2 separate regions of the Homo sapiens genome follow, and region 1 is linked to region 2. Evidence: chromatin loops called from intact Hi-C (ENCODE). Cell type or tissue: chondrocyte. All regions are shown on one strand. Links, peaks and the distances in the headings refer to the core of each region. The heading gives the core; the rest is flanking DNA.

Evidence for each region. Peaks named below come from ENCODE experiments on the same cell type or tissue, not always from the same donor. Only the 100,000 strongest peaks of a DNase experiment are listed, where the experiment ranks them.
Region 1: it touches region 2 in a loop (4-fold over the local background); 1 of 110 quality-filtered maps calls a loop at or near these places.

Annotation. Positions count from the first base shown.
Region 1 is chr12:123,756,479-123,759,331 of GRCh38, forward strand. ATP6V0A2 (ATPase H+ transporting V0 subunit a2) reads left to right here. Exons shown (of 20, transcript NM_012463.4): 19 at 337-508; 20 at 1,449-2,853. The coding sequence ends at 1,554. Among named protein-coding and RNA genes, the nearest start is that of DNAH10, 4.4 kb to the right of the region's middle. In chondrocyte, for the core only: no CTCF peak of the experiment used is centred there; a DNase peak (open chromatin) is centred at 1,265.
Region 2 is chr12:124,026,588-124,029,496 of GRCh38, forward strand. All of the region lies in intron 2 of ZNF664-RFLNA (ZNF664-RFLNA readthrough), which reads left to right. Among named protein-coding and RNA genes, the nearest start is that of ZNF664-RFLNA, 55 kb to the left of the region's middle. In chondrocyte, for the core only: no CTCF peak of the experiment used is centred there; a DNase peak (open chromatin) is centred at 1,368.

The DNA.
Region 1 (2,853 bases), core at 1-2,500, 270 kb before region 2:
CCCTCAGTGGCAGAACCAGGCCTGGGAGCCTGTTTCTGGCTGCCTGGTCCAGTGCGCTTTGGGAGGTCACAACCCAAACCTAGTCTGGGGCAAGACCTCCCTTTGGGAGATGGCCTCTGATATTTTTGGAGCACCAGGTCTTCCTTAGTGTTTGAGACCGTCTCGGAGCTGACTGGCTTTCACATGAGAAACAGTTGGGTCTGTGTTACATGTGTGTCTATTATTTTATGGGATAATAGTTCAGGGCCGTCAGGGGGAAACTCAGTCCAGGTAGCTCACAGAGGGACCCACTGTACATAAGCGAGCATGACCTGTGCAGGCTGCACTCCTTTGCAGAGTTGTCTGATGTCCTGTGGGCCATGCTGATGCGCGTGGGCCTCCGCGTTGACACCACCTATGGCGTCTTGCTACTGCTCCCGGTTATCGCGCTCTTTGCAGTTTTGACCATTTTCATCCTTCTGATCATGGAAGGGCTTTCTGCGTTTCTTCACGCCATACGCCTCCACTGGTGAGTTTGAAACCTAGCCTTGGAGCTGTTATTTAAAAAACATACCCGCCCCCCCACTGCCCCGCCCAACCAAATATACACAGCCCCTGCAAAATCTAATGCTGAATTTAGGCCAGTTCTTCCCTTCCCTTGGGATCTGTGTTCATATCCTCTGAGTTAAAATTGTATTTTGGGCCGGGTGCGGTGGCTCATGCCGGTAATCCTGGCACTTTGGGAGGCCAAGGCAGGTGGATCACGTGAGGTCAGGAGTTCAAGACCAGCCTGGACAACATGATGAAACCCTGTCTCTACTAATAATACAAAAATTAGCTGGGTGTGGTGTCGTGCGCCTATAATACCAGCTTCTTGGGAGACTGAGGCAGGAGAATTGCTTGAACCCAGCAGGCAGAGGTTGCAGTGAGCCGAGATCATGCCATTTTACTCCAGCCTGGGGGACGAGCGAAACTCTGTGTCAAAAAAAAAAAATGTATTTTGATTCTGAACTATTATCACTGACAAGTAAAAGTAAGTTTAAGTTTGCAGAATACTAACGTATGTTTCATACTCCTAATTCACTTTGGGTCTGACAGGTTGCTCTGTCTTATTGCAAGATAAATCCTTCTTATGTATTTCTTAATGTTTTATGGTGTAGGTCAGATTACTGCTCTGTGCCTCCAGTGACTCAAGTGGCAGGAGAGGGTCTCGTTACTTGTGCACGTGCTTTTGTGTGTTGGGCAGTGAGAGACAGCGGATGTGTCAGAGTTTCTGTTCACACTGGGAAAGCCAGCACGGGGTTGGGGGTGCGGGGCAGTGTTTAGCTAAGTAAAAATATATGTGCCAAGAACATATTTTGGAATGAAGCAATTTCAGCACAGGAATTTTTTTTTTTAACTTATAAATGTTGTTTTAAGGAATGTGATTTCATAATCTTCCATTAATACATGGCTTTTTTTTTTTTTAGGGTAGAATTTCAGAACAAATTCTACGTTGGTGCAGGCACCAAATTTGTTCCTTTCTCATTCAGTCTACTTTCATCAAAGTTCAATAACGACGACAGTGTGGCATGATCATATTGCTGTAACCAACAAGCTTTCAGATTTATGGAGAATGACCATGTTATAGACTTTCACTTATGTCAGATTTATGATAGGAAAAATTCCATCTTCATTACTGCCTTATGACATAGCCAAATAATTCTGTAAGATATACCTCTTCCTCATATGTTAAATATTTTGTAAAGTTTACCAATTTGAGATATAAAAATTTCTTTTGGTTTTTTATGATGAGCAAATATAAGTTAATGCCAAACGTTATGTTAAAGTTATTTTTTCAAATACAGGATTTGGGGAGAGAAGCCAATTTTGCATGGCTAGTTGAAAATGGTATTAGATACTTATTTCCTTTAAACTTTATTTAAAACAAACAACAGAGTTAATCTGTCACCTGAAGTTGCCAGATAATATTTTCCAACAGCTGAAGTAGGGATAGTTTTTTAAAAAATTTAATGATGGGTAATCAAAACATTCACATTTATTCTGCTGGATTTAAAAATATGTACTTTTTTTTTTTTTTTGAGATGAAGTCTTGCTGTGTCACGTAGGCTGGAGTGCAATGGCACGATCGTGTCTCATTGCAACTTCCGCCTCCTGGATTCAGGTGATTCTCCTGTCTCAGCCTCCCGAGTAACTGGGATTACAGGCATGCGCCACCGTGACCAGCTAATTTTTTTGTATTTTTGTAGAGATGGGGTTTCACCATGTTGGCCAGGCTGGTCTCGAACTTCTGACCTCAAGTGATCCACCTGCCTCGGCCTCCCTAAGTGCTGGGATTACAGGCGTGAGCCACCATGCCTGGCCAAAATATGCAAATATTTTTTATCCTGTGCTACCTAGAATTACAAGTAGAGGATTGTTTTTACAATTTTGTCTTGTTTTAGTAATTGGGGACAATGGGATAAAATGACATACAACAAATGGTTATCCCACTTGTATATTTTTTTAAAGACTCTTATCCTGTTACCCTTACATAAAACCAGTTATGATAATTGTATGTTTGGAAGATAAATTGTATGCTGAGCCTTAAAACCCAGTGTGACTGTAGAAGATATAATGCGGACATGATTTGAATTTAGTGACAGCTTGGCTGATGTCACTGAACCAGAAGGGTTTATACTGAGTGAAGGAAAGGTAAAAAGTAGTATTTTGTATATTTTTGTAACAAAATATAAATGAAGATATTTTACCATGAAGAGATTGCACTTATCCTTGAGAACAGTCTAAATATAAATGAAGATATTTTACCATGAAGAGATTGCACTTATCCTTGAGAACAGTCTAATGATACTTTTTTTACTTTCAGACTGTTTC
Region 2 (2,909 bases), core at 107-2,606:
CCTTCTCAAGGTCCTTCATCACATCCGCAGGGCCCCTTTTGCCATGTTGGTAACATTCCCAGATTCTGGGGATTGGGGCGTGGACACCTTTGGGGACCATGGGTCTGCCCACCACAAGGAGTAAGCAGGAAGGACTCGTCCAGGAAGATTCCCAGTGTCTGGCTCATGCCATGGGATGGTGAGTCGTGCCACTTTTTAAAGGAGGAAGCATCAGGAGAGGACCAGGTTTGAATGACTTTGAGTTGAATTTCTTCCCAACATCGAAGAAGACACTCAAGTCGGCAGAATCTGCAACTGTGGATCTCAAAGGAGAGTCCTGGATGTGTGTGTCATCCGTGAGCAGGCTATATATATACATAGTCTCTCTCTATATAGACAGGAGGTTATTTTAAGGAACTGACTCATGCAGTTGTGGAGGCTGGCAAGTCTAAAATCTGCAGGGCAGGCTGGCAGCCGAGCCCCAGGGAAGGGTGGATGTTGCCACTCCAGCCTGAAGGCTTTCTGAAGGCAGAATCCCCTCTTCCCGGGGAACCTCAGTCTTTTTCTCCCACGGCCTTCACCTGATTAGATGAGACCCACCCATAGCCTGGCAGGTCTTTGGCTTCACTCAGGGGCTACTGACTTCAGTGTTCATCGCATCCCAAAAATACCACAGCAACATCTAGGCAGGTGTTTGACCGAATATCTGAGAACCATGCCAAGCCAAGCTGACACATAAAACTGGCTGTGACACTGCTTATCAGTCGCAGTGAATGACGCCTCCCTGCAGTGAGTGTCCAGGCCCCACACCCAGCAGCCTCCTTCATTTCCCTTTTCCTTTCACATCTGTCAGCAAGCCCTGTCAATTCTGTCCTCAGAATACACCCTGCATCTGTTCCCATCTTCTGAGCTAAAACCCTCTTCCGAGCCACCACCACCTCCTGCTTGCAGGACTGCAGCCATCGTCAGGGCCTCCCTGCTGCCCTGCGGGCCTGTGTCTGCCTCTCCATCTCTTACCTCCATCCACCTGTCTCTGTCACTCTGTTTTTGTATTGTCTCTGTTCATCTGTCTCTCTGTCTCTGCCTCTTTTTATCTCCCTCTCTCTCCCTGTCTGTCTGTGTCCCTGTCTCTTTGTCTTTCTCTGTCTTTGTGTCTGTCTCTTTCTCTCTCTCCACAAGGGCCTGGTCATGGAGGATGGCAGTGGCTGGGGTCTGAGGGAGAAGACGACAAGGACATCACATAGTCATAAGTCTTCCCCTGTCACAGATCCATTAGAGATAGAAGTGCCAAGAAGACGCGGTCCTCGGGGAGGCTGGCATTGACATGGCCAAAGTGACACTGCTCCACCAGAGGCAGCCAAGCCACACGGTGTGGGAGAGCCAGGGACTCCAGGGGAGCCGGGCAGACTTGGGGGTGGCAACTGGGAGCAGCAGCTGAGCCCGAGGGCGTGGCAGCACCCAAGGTGCTGCAGGGTTGGATGCAGAGTGTGGTGAGCCCAGACTCAAAGTCCCTCCACCACATCTAGCTGTGTGACCTTGAGCAAGTGTCTTTACCTCTCTGAGCCTCAGTTTCCTCATCTGTAAAGTATTGTACTGACGAATGACAGTATTTATCTCCGGATGGCTGCGAGGCTGAAGTGAGCTTAAGCAAGTGAAGTCCTCAGCTGGTGTCTGGCACAGAGCAAGGGCTCAGTAGATCTTAGCTGTTATTATTACTATCCCCAGGAAGTGGCAGTGGTCCCAAGTGTTGTGATCTTGCAGAAAGGCTGGCACTGCCCGTCAGAGCTGGCTGTCCCAGTGAAGGTGACAACAGCTGAGCCTGCATCTGGCAGAGGGAGCAGGGTCTGGCAGACCTGGCTGTAGCTGGAAGCGTGGTGGCAGCAGTGGGTTGGCAGCGGTGTGGTGGTCATTTGCCGGCAGGCGAAGCGCTGAGGTCCCAGAGTGCTGCCCAAGAGCCCCGTGTTTGAAGGCACTGGGAGGTGGTCCCTGGTGACTCCAGACCTGCTCAGGTAGATTTTGCAGGGAGCCAGGGCCAAGCAAAAGCAGGAGGGGGAAAAAGCATCTTTTAGTTCCCTTTCTCTGAAAGCAAACAGTCACAAGCTACAAGCCTGGGGCTTGTGAGGATCGCCAACTCTTCTGCGCACCGGTGAGTTCTTGACAATCAGATGAACAGAGGGAAAGAGGCGTGCCCTTGCTAGCCAACTTCCTGGAGCCCTCTCAGCTGGCATCTTGGTGCTTGTACACATTTGAGAGCATCAGCATTTCTTTACAAATGACCCCATCAGCTCGCCAGTCACCTTGCTTTGCTGGAAGTTTGCCTTGGGATTTGGGAGAATTTAGTTGAAACCAGTAACACCCAGCGTGGCCAAATTCCATATGCTCCTTCTGCGTCTGTGTAACAATTTCCTTTCTTTTTTTGAGATGATTCTCACTCTGTTACCCAGGCTGGAGTGCAGTAGCATGATCTCGGCTCACTGCAGCCTCTGCCTCCTCAGTTCAAGTCATTCTCCTGCCTCAGCCTCCCCCAAGCAGCTGGGACCACAGGCGTGTGCCACTACACCCAGCTAATTTTTGTATTATTAGTAGAGACAGGGTTTCACGATATTCAGGCTGGTCTCAAACCCCTGGCCTCAAGTGATCCATCTGCCTCAGCCTCCCAAAGTTCTGGGATTACATGCGTGAGCCACCACACTCAGCCTCTATGTAACAGTTTCTTTGAAATTTGTCGGAAGCAGGTTACCAGGGAGAAATAATATTTTTAATTATTCTTTCATTTATTTATTGTTTGTACATTTTCTGTGTGTGCATTCATCTGCAGGTTGTATCTTGGAATAGACCCCGCAGAGACGTGCAAGTAATGACTTCACATTAACGTGTCACTGGCCTGCCCTTGATGTGTTGGGGGGCCGGGCAAGAGTACAAATGGAGAC